Linked DNA regions of Homo sapiens: all the other regions are linked to region 1. A link is a contact called in ENCODE Hi-C data. All regions are on one chromosome and are shown on one strand. The core of a region is the stretch at or near the end of the contact, and the rest is flanking DNA. Distances in the headings are between cores, read along the strand shown. Region 1 has its middle 180 kb from the start of ATAD2B. Region 2 overlaps KLHL29 (kelch like family member 29). Region 3 overlaps KLHL29 (kelch like family member 29).

The links. A loop is a pair of places that touch in the nucleus more often than their neighbours do. Pooled maps may share reads with other maps.
Region 2: a loop to region 1 is called in a pooled map, with 2.8 times the contacts of the local background. The contact joins two enhancer-like sites. A Hi-C loop is called at or near these places in 3 of 168 maps with a recorded cell type or tissue (A673, Calu3 and psoas muscle), 1 of 37 single-sample maps with no recorded cell type and 7 of 50 pooled maps.
Region 3: a loop to region 1 is called in a map of gastrocnemius medialis, with 6 times the contacts of the local background. The contact joins two enhancer-like sites. A Hi-C loop is called at or near these places in 3 of 168 maps with a recorded cell type or tissue (gastrocnemius medialis and psoas muscle) and 1 of 50 pooled maps.

What each region holds. Positions count from the first base shown.
Region 1 is chr2:23,743,361-23,747,282 of GRCh38, forward strand. It overlaps a transcript of ATAD2B not described here. Among named protein-coding and RNA genes, the nearest start is that of ATAD2B, 180 kb to the right of the region's middle. Within about 2 kb of position 1,856, at least 3 of the 41 ENCODE cell types and tissues checked have a DNase peak (open chromatin) inside an H3K27ac peak, as active enhancers do; they include A673, gastrocnemius medialis and psoas muscle, where a contact is called at or near this core.
Region 2 is chr2:23,402,825-23,406,746 of GRCh38, forward strand. All of the region lies in intron 1 of KLHL29 (kelch like family member 29), which reads left to right. Among named protein-coding and RNA genes, the nearest start is that of LINC02923, 17 kb to the left of the region's middle. RefSeq lists an enhancer at 1,529-2,110. Within about 2 kb of position 1,752, at least 16 of the 41 ENCODE cell types and tissues checked have a DNase peak (open chromatin) inside an H3K27ac peak, as active enhancers do; they include A673, where a contact is called at or near this core.
Region 3 is chr2:23,423,814-23,427,735 of GRCh38, forward strand. All of the region lies in intron 1 of KLHL29 (kelch like family member 29), which reads left to right. Among named protein-coding and RNA genes, the nearest start is that of LINC02923, 38 kb to the left of the region's middle. RefSeq lists an enhancer at 1,775-2,275. Within about 2 kb of position 2,203, at least 13 of the 41 ENCODE cell types and tissues checked have a DNase peak (open chromatin) inside an H3K27ac peak, as active enhancers do; they include gastrocnemius medialis and psoas muscle, where a contact is called at or near this core.

The DNA.
Region 1 (3,922 bases), core at 606-3,105:
GTTCGAGACCAGCCTGACCAACACGGTGAAACCCCATCTCTGCGAAATAAAAATAAATAATGCATGGTGGCGCATGCCTGTAATCCCAGCTGCTTGGGAGACTGAGGCAGGAGAATCGCTCGAACCCGGGAGGTGGAGGTTACAGTGAGCCGACATTACACCACTGCACTCCAGCCTGGGCAACAGAGCGAAAATCCGACTCAAAAAAAAAAAAAAAAGAGAGAGAGAGTTGGATTGCTGGGGATGAACTGAGGAACAAACTAGTTTTTAAAATTGTTTTTTTGAGACAGGGTGTCACTCTGTCACTCAGGCTGGAGTGCAGGTGCTGCGATCTTGGGTCACTGAAGCCTCAAACTCCCAAGCTCAAGTGGTCCTCCCATCTCAGCCTCCTGAGTGGCTGAGACTATGATGCATGCCACCAAGCCTGGCTAATTTTTTAATTTTTCTGTAGAGACAGGGTCTCATTATGTTACCCAGGCTGGTCTTGAACTCCTGGGCTCAAGGATCCTTCTGCCTCAGCCTCCCAAAATGCTGGGAATAAAGGCGTGCTGGGTTCAAACTCATGATTATACATAAAAAAACAGGTAAATAAATACAATGAAGACTATTATTAACAAAAAGGTGTACAAGAAAGGAAACATCATCATAGTACACTAAATAGTTCCACTGTCAATAATTTTTACATAGACACAATAATGCAAATACTGAATAATGATCTGACCAAAATTATAAACAACTGGGAGGACGAGAGGACAAGAAGTGTGAAACGTGTGGTGAGGGCAGATATTACTATATTTTAAATGGTGGGAAATCAAAAGAAAATGACTAAAACTGGAAAATAAAAAGTAGCCATCTAAGAATAGTATTTAGAAACATCAAATAATCAGCTACAGGTGTTGAAAACAATTGGCTCCTGGGAGAATTTTTTTTTTTTTTTGGAGAAGGAGGGTTCTAGAATCAGGGAACTGCTGTTTTTTATAACAAGCCTTCTAGAACTACTTCATTCTTTAAACTACATACATGTGTTTCTGACTTTAAAATATATAAATTTTAAAGATATTAATCCCATTTATAGACATTTTTAAACCCACAAAACAATGTTTATAGACACATACAAATGTTTAGAAAGATGACTGAAATTTCTTGAACACTTACTATGTGCCTGGTACTGTTCTAAGTGCTTTACATATATTCACTCAAATATGTAATCATTGCAGTAACCACCATGGGGTTGGTGCTATCACTGTGGCCCATCTTATGGATAAGTACACTGACCTGCAGAGGGGTGAAATAATTTGTCACATGTTGCATAGCCAAGAAGGAACATAACCAGGATTCAAATTCAGACAGTCTGACTCCAGCCGCATACTATTACCTTCTCAAATAAAATAATTTAAAACACAGACAGGATATTCGTCAAAATCATCACAGTGGCTGCCACCAGTAAAGAAAGAAAACGAATGGGATTGGGAATGGGTAGAAAGTAGACTTAAATCTTCTCTGAAATTTTTTCTTTTCAAAAAAGAACTAAAACAAGTATGACAAATTGTTAACATTTAATACTGGGTGGTAGGAACATGCATGTTGTATTATTCTCTGTGGTATTCTACTATTTAAAAATGTTTATTCCTAGAAAAACTTGAGGCCAGGCACGGTTGCTCACGCTTGTAATCCCAGCACTTTGGGAGGCCAAGGCGGGCAGATCACCTGAGGTCAGGAGTTCAAGACCAGCCTGGCCAACATGGTGAAACCCCCGTCCCTACAAAAAGTACAAAAATTAGCCAGGGGTGGTGGCACATGCCTCTAATCCCAGCTACCCACGAGGCTGAGGCAGGAGAATCGCTGGAACCTGAGAGGCAGAGGCGGCAGTGAGCCAAGATCGTGTTACTGCACTCCAGTCTGGGCAACACAACCAGACTCCACAGCAAGCAAGCAAGCACGCACGCAAGAAAGAAAGCAAGCGAGAAAGAGAGAAAGAGACAGAGAGGGATGGAAGGAAGGAAGGAAAGAAGGAAGGAAGGAAGGAAGGAAGGAAGGAAGGAAGGAAGGAAGGAAGGAAGGAAAGGGAAGGGAAGGGAAGGGAAGGGAAGGGAAGGAAGGAAAGGAAGGAAGGAAGGAAGACTTGAATACAAGCAAAGGAATTTACCATTCACCTTAATGATTGATGGGTTAAAAATTCAATCTCTAAAGCCACACCACAAGATAGGACCCCCCAACCTGATGTTAGCTGTGTAACCTTGGGCAAGTCACCTAAGCATTCTCTATTTCAGTTTCCCCTTCTCTTAAATGGGACCAACAACAGTACCTACCTCCCACAGTTGCTGTGATAATTAAATGGTTAATGCTTGTAATAATACCTGGCACTCAGTTGTCTGCTGCTACTAATACTACTGCTGTATTTATTGTCATCCAAGCATTTACCACTGTTAGGTAACATGTTGTTTGTTTACTCTTTGCTGACTAGACTGTAAGCTCCAAAAAGCAAGGACCTTGCTGTCCTGTCTTCAGCTGTTAACTCCCTTGCCAAGAACAGTGCTCTGGCACTTGCTTTATTTGGCAGTTGCTCAAATAAATCTGTGAAACAGATGTTGACCTGTGATGACAGAGAACTGCCTGTACTTTCCCCTGCAGCTGTCATGCTATTTCACTTCTCAGCCTATGCTTCTGTTGTTCCTTCTGCCTGGAAATCCTTTCCCACCTTGATGCCTCAGCTCAGGCAAGGAACCAGAAAGGCTTCCTTGAGGTTAGGTTACATGCTCCTCCTCTGTATACCTACAGTGCCTAATATAAAATTCAATCTTAACACATGCCGTATTAGACTGAAATGATGTTTGTTATCTGTCTACCCCCACAAGAAGCAGTCAAGCATAGTGATTAAAAGCATCAACTCTGGAGCCAAACTGCCTACATTTGAATCCTGGATGTGTGACCTTGAGCAAATTAATCTATAACTCAGTTTCCTGATCTGTAAAATGGGGATAATAATAGCACCTATCTCATAAGGTTCTTGTAAAGATGAAAAGAATTTGCATTTGTGTCTGTATAGCACTCAGAATAGTCTCCAGCACCTAGTAAACGTGATATAAGTATGTTAAATTATAAAAATGTCCTTGAAGACAGACACAATGTCTTGCTCATCTTTATGCTCCCTCAATGCCTAGCACTCTGTAGGCACTGAATAAATGCTTAAATGTTTACTGAACTGACAGCTATTACACTAGTCCAAACAAAAGGATTAGTGCCCAAACTAAGATAACAGGAATGGAGAAAGGGTGATAGGTATGAGACATGCTTAGGGGGAAAATAAATCAACAGAATGTGCTGCATGATTAGAATGAGATGGGTCATAAAGAAGATAAAGTTCAGGTTGACAGCTAGGTTTCTCACCAAGATAGGGAATATAAGGGAAGCAAGAAGGAAAAAGCAGAGTTCCTGGCAAATTTTTAATAACAAAATGCTTCATTCACTGCTTAATGAAATTTAAAAGTGCTTTAAGAGCTTTTAAGAGCACCACACTTTTAAAAAATAATGTGAACTCTGATCAACCATGACAGAAACCTGGCACACAACATCAGAAAGAATTTAAGCTCCATGAAGACACGGACTTTTTCTGTTTAGTTTGCTGCTTTATTTCTAGCACCTGCAACAGTGCCTGATACATGGTAGGCACTTGTTATGTATTTTATAAATGAATGAAAAAATGATTAAGGTAAATTTGTGCCTTCTATGTCATGCAAATCTAAAGGAATTAAATAAGCATCTACTGAATCCTGCACTGCTTCAAATTCCTATAGGGAATACAGAAGAAATATAATACTTTTCTATCTCCCCTTCCCTCATGAATAAATTACTGTTTTATAAATTATATTTACATAGTAACTTACTATGTAATGCAGTACAAAACATAGCTAATTTCTGAAGA
Region 2 (3,922 bases), core at 502-3,001, 340 kb before region 1:
TACATGTGTGTCCCTGATTTCTTATATATGTGTGTGTATATATATGTACATATACATATGTATCCCTGATTTCTTTAAATCTATGTATGTGTATATATCTTATATATCATATATAATCTTATATGTGTATGTATATATATCTTATATGTATATATACATATAGTTTTCACTGTAGACGTACTATACTATATATATAGTGTACACTATAATGTCAAGTATATGAAAACAAAGAACATAGATAAAAAGGCTGAAAATGTGCCATAATATTAACAGTGGTCATCTTTCTACCATAACATTTTCTGGTTTTTAAAATAATAAGCGTATTTTTCATATTGGGAAAGATAAAAATTTACCTAACAAGGCAAAAGAATTAACTATCATAGGAAAGTTAATTTTGCCATGCCCGTCCCCATCCCATAGTGAGCAGTATGTGTTTACGTCCATGCTGACATTAAGACTGATGAAAACAGAAAAAGGACAGGCCGCCATGTAGAAGAAATTTTTAAACTACCAGTTTTTAAAATGGGAAAGGAACCAAATGGTTTTGTATAATCCCATATAAAAATGTCCCTCATAATGAATCTCAGACTCACCTTAAAGGAATAATTCTCAGGATTCTCTTCCATGCTGGGGCTCCAGTAAGAGTCAAGATTTGGGGCTTTCTTAAAGCAGGCTTCAAACCTTAAAAGCATACCTTATTGAATGCCAGTGCCAGCATTCTCAAATAACTGTGCCCCCAAGTGGTCACATGTACCTGTAAATTACATGCAGCAAAAAGGTGCAATTAACCAGGTCCTGGACTGCAGAGTTTGCAATTTATTAATAATAATGATGATGAAAACAATAATACATCCAAAAGAGAAAAGAAAGGGGAAGATGAAACCCAAAGAGAGAGAGAGAGAGTGTGTGTGTGTGTGTGTGTGTGTGTGTGTGTGTGTGTGCAGGCGCAAAAGACAGGGAAGAATTTTCTCAGTGTTTATTTTTGCCATGCCTCTCCCAGAAAAAGAGCGTGTGTGCGTGTGTGTGCATATGTGTTTGCATTTGAGGAGGGAGGCCTGGCCAGAAGAGGTGGGGGGTAGCTGTGGGCAGAGCCCTCCCAAGAATTCTGGAGACTTTGCATCCTTTCTCAGGAGCAATCCTCGATGCCTTTGACTGCCTACTTCTCTGCAGCGGTGGTTCCATGATAGTCTCCTTGGCAGCCTGCCAGAGGCTGTAAGTGTACAGAGAATTGTGTTTTAATAGAAGGCTTTACCTCTGATACAGATTTAAAATGAGGAAGAAACTTTCTGTTCCTCAGCCAGAACGAAATGCGTTTTGCTTCCTGTGAAATGCTGGTGATTACAAGCTCATCTTACATAATTTTATTATTTTCAATTGCTGCCCGTCAATCTCAGGTGATGGTTCCCTGGGAGCAGAAAAAGAGGCAGATTCTGGGCGATGACTATTAAAAAAAAAATCACTCAGTCATTAGCAAATCGTACAAAAATTTAGAAAGGAGAATAATTATCTTTGTGATGATGCTGTTTAAGATAATCAGAACTTGCATTGCTAAGTTAGACACGCCGAAGTGAATTGAGGACTGTTTAATGGCCTCTTAGAAAATGTATTTTTGCTTTAACAAAGCATTGATGTTTGAGATTTAAAAAAAAGAAATCCTTTAAATCTCGTGAAGGAATTCTCTGGAATAACCACATTTTCAGAAATCCGTGACATGATCGAGGTGGTCCACTGTCACGCCCACAAGAGGGCATTTTCTCATCAACTACTGTAAAAACGATTTGTTTTCTAAAGGGAAGCTGAGAGGCCTGGGGGAAGGAGAGTGTTCTGCAGAGCAGGAAGTGGAGAGCTGCTTGCAATTGAGTTGTATGTATGCTTCCACTTAATACGTCCTGCCGAGCCTGTAAGCCAACACTTCCGGCCAGGAATCTGCCCTCTGTGTTTACCTACTCTCTTTTTATGTCTTATTCCCAGAATGACTGGGGACCAAAGGAATCCTTTGCAGGAGTTTTCTCCAGACAGACAGTTCCACATGCTAGTATATTGTCGACCCCATCCATAACTTCCATGAAACTTGAATCTCATATTTTAAGACACCTTCTCTAGGTCCAAGTTCTTTCCTTTATGTATGTTACACATATTTGTTGAGTACCTACTGTGTGTCAGCTTGAGCCAGACTCAGATCCTGTCCTCGTGGAACACACATCCTCCACAGGAAGACTTGGCATAAAAAAGGAGAACAAATACTGGAGTATGATTTAGATAATTATAAATGTTATAAGGAAAAATAACTGGGATAAGGAAAGGTAGCTATTTTAATTGGATAATTAGGCATACTTCTCTCATGCATAACAAATATTCTAATTTTGTTCAATCCATACCAATATTGTTTGGATTATAAAGGTAATACCTTTTTTTCAACTCCATTTTTTCTAAAAAAGTTAGTTATATTGTTTATTATTTTACGGACCATGAAACATGATGGAAACCGGGGAATTGAGATGTGGCCAGTTGTTAGTTTGTAAAATGACATTTAAAAATTACCATCTACTCATCACCTCATCATTTGACAAAACAATGCATGTTTTAACACCAAAAAGTAGGAAAGATGTAATCCCTGAATAGAGGGCAGTTGAATACGTTTAGTGTTTTGGAAAATTTGCTGCATTATCTGAGGTTTTCTCCTTTTCCATGGCCTATGAGAACTTCATCAGGGACTGGTTCTGGTCAGGGGCTGGCATCCAGTTCCACAGATCCTGCTGATGACATTGTCCATGCCTTCCCCAACCATGAGGACCAACAATGTTGGCACCAGTTCTGCAAGCTCAGCTCCCAACCACAACACACAAGACTCGAGCAGGAGATGGTTTGCTCCCCATCCTAGGGGTTCTAGGATACTTGGTAAGGAGCTCAGCCCAAGAGCTACAATGCCGTTGTGAGAGTTTCTGAAGCCAGGAGTCAAGGCTTTACTTTGAGCACATGGTTTTGGAGGTCAAGCAGAATGGGCTGGGCAAATCCAGGAAGGCTTCATGGGGGAAATGAATTTTGAACTTGGCCTTAAAGGATGGGTAGGTGTAAGGAAGAGGGTTGTAGGATTATAGTGGGTGATATACACATTTTTGAAAGTTAATGTGGAACAGGTTTTGGTAGTAAAAGGCAACATCCATTGTGTAAAATGTTCAGGTATAACAACAAAGTAATAATCTCTAATAAATATATTGTCTAGGCTGAGCGTGGTGGCTCACGCCTGTACTCCTACCACTTTGGGAGGCCAAGGCAGGCGGATCATTTGAGGTCAGAAGTTCGATACCAGCCTGACCAACATGATGAAACCCCGTCTCTACTAAAATACAAAAATTAATCGGGCATGGTGGCGGGCACCTGTGATCTCAGCTACTCGGGAGGCTGAGGCAGGAGAATCACTTGAACCCAGGAGGCAGAGGTTGCAGTGAGCCAAGATCACACCACTGCACTCCAGCCTGGGCGACAAAGCAAGACTCCATCTCAAAAAAAAAAAAAAAAGAAAAGAAAACACACATATTATCTAGAGATGATTGTTAATATTTTATCATATTGTCCTCCAGTCTTTTGCTTTGCATTTTCACATTAGTTGGGACCATGTTGCACATGAAATTTTGCATCTTGCTTTTTTACTTTAGTATACAACACACATTGCCTCATGTAATTGAAAATTACTCTTAAACATCACTTCCGGATGGCTTCATTTATCCCATCCTGCCTGCATGCCATTCCCATCAGATGTATTTTTTTTCCTACTGTAACTCTCTGGTGGATAGTTCTTTTTATATCATTTTGGTTCACAATTTCGGTATCACACACATCTGCCAAGGTCCAGCTCTGAGGGTAATATTGAGCCTGTCACAATATCCACCCTGGTCTCTATCTGTGCATGTCAAGTGAAGAT
Region 3 (3,922 bases), core at 953-3,452, 320 kb before region 1:
TGTGTCCGCATAGGCCAGGCTCCTCCACCACACATATGAAACAGCAGCAGTGTGTCTTTCTCCCTGAAGACGAGCAGGGAGCTTTGTCACAGGTTGCACGGCTCCAATCTCTCCCCGACCCCATTCACCATCCTTAGTGGCTTCGCTGGAGCATCCGCTCTCTCTCCCTTCCTGCCCAGCTGTCCACCTGTCACACCCAGCACAGCCCTGAGGTGCTGCCTCTTCACACGTGGCTCCCTGAAGGACAGTGGGGCTCTTGCTCCTTTTCTTGTAATAACAGCACCATCCACCACTCCTCTCTGAGGAACGGTGGGTAGAACCGATACTTCTAGAACAAGTGCTTGGGGCTTACTGCTATCAAAGGTGGGAAATGCATCAGATTTAAATTACCTATTGTAAAAGTCAGCCAATAATTCCTTACATAGTTTCCCCTAATATGGAACTTTGGGAGCCTCTGAGTGTGCACGTGTGCATGTGTGTGCGTGGGCGGGTGCATTTGCGTGTGCATGTTTCCTGTGAGAGAATGCATGGCGAACGGAAATCAGACTCGGTCACCATTTGGTTTATCTCCTTGGTTCACTTTGACTGCTCTACACTGTTAAATTGTTTCTATTATTTGTCATCTATGCTTTCATTTATAACCAAAGTGGACCGCTTTGGCTATAAAAAGTGACAAAGACAGGAAACATAAAAAACATTTATGTGGAGCCACCCCAAGTTAATGAGGAGCCTAAGAATGATAATTCTGCAAATTTGCCTCAAGGTTGTTTTTACCAGATCCATAAGTTGTGATCATCTATCTGATCCAAGTTCTTATATAGGTCATCTAAATGTCTTTAGTACATCAAATGAGAGGAAGAAAGAAGGGTGTGGGGGGCAGATAATACAGAGATAATTTAACCAGCTTGCCTTTTATTGATTAGAAAAAATTATTACCAGCAATGTGTTATTTGGAAGAAGGACTTATAAATCTCTCTCCGAATCTCGCTTTATCTCATCATTTAGATAACATTTGAACATTACTAAAACACTGCAGTTGATTTTCCTTACGCTCAAAAATGCACGAATTCTAACGATCGGGTCACAAAAGCAGTTTTTATCTATTTTTAAAGCTGATGCACATAATTAAGTTTCAATTATGTTTTAGATATGTTGGTCCCCAAACCAAAATGTCATTTTTTATTTGTCAACAAATCAGTCTTTCCTTGCACAACTAATTTAAAGGAAATGAAATGTTGTGTATAACGTTAAATGGGAAAATGTTGAAATGTGTCTTTATATATAATGAACGTTATTAAAAAATGGTCTTTTAATGCTCATTTAATATAATCCTTGAATAATATACTCATATAAAATATTTAACTAAAAATCTTTTTTACCATAAGCCATGCAAAAATGATAAAATGATTTTTTTTAATTGTAGGGGGTTTGTGAAATTATAGATTACTGTGAAAGGAGTTCATTAGTCAAAAACAGAATTGGAAATGCTGATCTAGAGACACAAAGCCCAGGGATTTCAGGAGGGAGCTGGAGAAGGGGAGAGAAGTGAGGGTGGGGAACAACCAGTCCCCGCCTGCTAAGGAATGTATGGCTTCCTCCTTGGGCGCCAGCAAATACCTCTCTCTCCAGGGCCGGCCAGACCAGGGTCCCATAGCAAATGCCAAAAGCTAGCCAGAGGTGAGGGCATTTAGGAGTGTTGCCTTTGAGTTCATCCTTCAAAGAACGCAACGCTGGGCAGGTAGCAGGGTGAGCCCCCTGCCTGCGTCCTACCCTGGTGTGGGGATAGGGAGTGAGCTGGAGACACAGATGAAAGGAAGCCAGTGTCCCCCCAGACTGCAGCCCCGAAAGGAGCAGCCCTTGGCTGATCCCCGCTAAGCTGCTTTGCCAGCTTGCCTTAGATTAGACTGGGTGTACTGGGTGCAGGCGACATCATTTCTGAGAACTGGCTGTCACATGACTTGGCAGAACAATAGCAGCCAGGTGGAATTTTGTTCCTTGTACCATTTGTGAGCACTGGAAGGACCACAGGACAATAGTGATCCAGGCTGGGTCTCTTTCTTCATAGGGCACAAATCAAAGCCCAGAGAGGTGGGAAGAGGCCGCCCAGGGCCTCAGGGTGGCCAAGAGCATGCTGTGTATACATTCTCCCAGGCTCCCATGTGTGCATTCTTCCAGTGTTCTGGGACAAGGGTGTGTGCCATTTCAAAGATACTGATCACAGAGGATGACTGCACCCTTCCCATGCCTGGGGAGTGCCTTTGAGGTGGGGAGATGGCCTCAGGGTCATGGGAAAGGCTCTTGGGAGGGACAACTGGGTTCTGGAAGGCTGTGGGAAGCGGGGAGGAGGGGATGAGTAGGGCAGAGGGTTAACTTACGCAACAGCAGAAACCATTCTACTGTACTCAGGCTCTGCAGGTGTTTTGTGACCCTCCTGCAGGAACATTTATTTGTATCTGTTCCAGCTGGTTGACCTGCCACAACCCATCCTCAAATGTATCAATCCAAGGTACTATTATTTATGGAATCATTGACTCATGAGCTCCCCAGGGCTCCCCTGCCAAGTGACTTCCCGGCGGCCACTGGTCACCTCCAGGAGCAGGAGCTCCTAGCCCAACTGAGGGGAGGCCCCTCTTCCATCAGCTTTTCCCCTCCAGTTCTGGTTCTTTCTGCCCCTCGGGGTCTCCCAGTGCGCACCTGGTCCGCCTGCTACAGGAAGGCCTTTCAGGCATGTAAAGAAGCAAAGACACCCTCCCCGCTGCTGCAAATAAACGCCCAATCTGCAAGAATGTCTCCTGCCCTGGCTCACACATACTTTTCATGTACTTTTGGCATCTGAGTCACGTCTCTAAATGGGCTGCAGTTTGTCAACATCCCATGGAAAGTATGGCCCGAGAATCCAGTGCAGCACTCAGAGCCGTGACTGGGACAGCAAAGGGCCAGGTTGCCAGCTCTTTCTGCCAAGGTCTCAGTGCACAGCTGGACCCAGCCTCAGCTGACAGCTCTTCTGGAAGCTTCTGTGTTCTAGCGGGGGGTGATACAGTCTGCCATGAGGGTGAAGTACACATGACGCACCCTGAAATCTAACCTCTAACAGAGCCACATGTGTCATTCAGAAAAGAACATTGCTTTCAAGGCCTTTTCTTATTCTAACCAGAAAAGTGATAGCACTCTTTTATAGAGTGATGTGGATTTGAGCCATTAAACGATTTGCTTACTGATACCCAGGCCTCTTGATCTGGCATTTCATATCCCAGGTGACCGCTGCATGGTGCCTCTGAATGTCCCTACTCTTTTTCCCAAAACAGTACCTAACAGGAGCTCAGGTCTCCTGACTCCACAAGAAGGTGCTGGCTAATTGCACAGCCGAAAACTGTGCAAGAGCCAGTTTGAAAGGGGGCCACACGTTGATCATTCTGGGCTGAATATTTTTGCGGCGTTCTATATTTACACCAAAATGGAGGTGAACTTAACAATACGGTGTTACCACAGGAAATGAATGAATCTGTCAAAAATCACTCTTTTACTGAATGACTTCTTTAACCTGAGCTGCCAGAAAAGTCTCTCACAGTGGGAAGTCATGCTTTAGATGGTGTGTCCTGATGAAAAATTGATATTGGCGGAAATAACATTTTTTAAAACTTCTAGGTGTTAACAGTAACTTTGAGTTCTCTGTGAGGCTCAGAGGGGTGGCGTGTTCTGCGTGGCCACATCCGTGTTTATTAGTTTATGGCCTTCTGCTGTGGCATTTCATCATCACAGCAAAATTGCAACCTTTCAGCGCCTGCGGACAGTCACGTTAAAATGGCTTTGAGGGAGAGATGGCTCATGTGGTCAGGCGTTTTGGTGTCACACTCAATTGGCTAAACATAGTAATTTTGGGGTCTATTATTGACTAATTTGGGTAATTCACCTACTGGGAAAT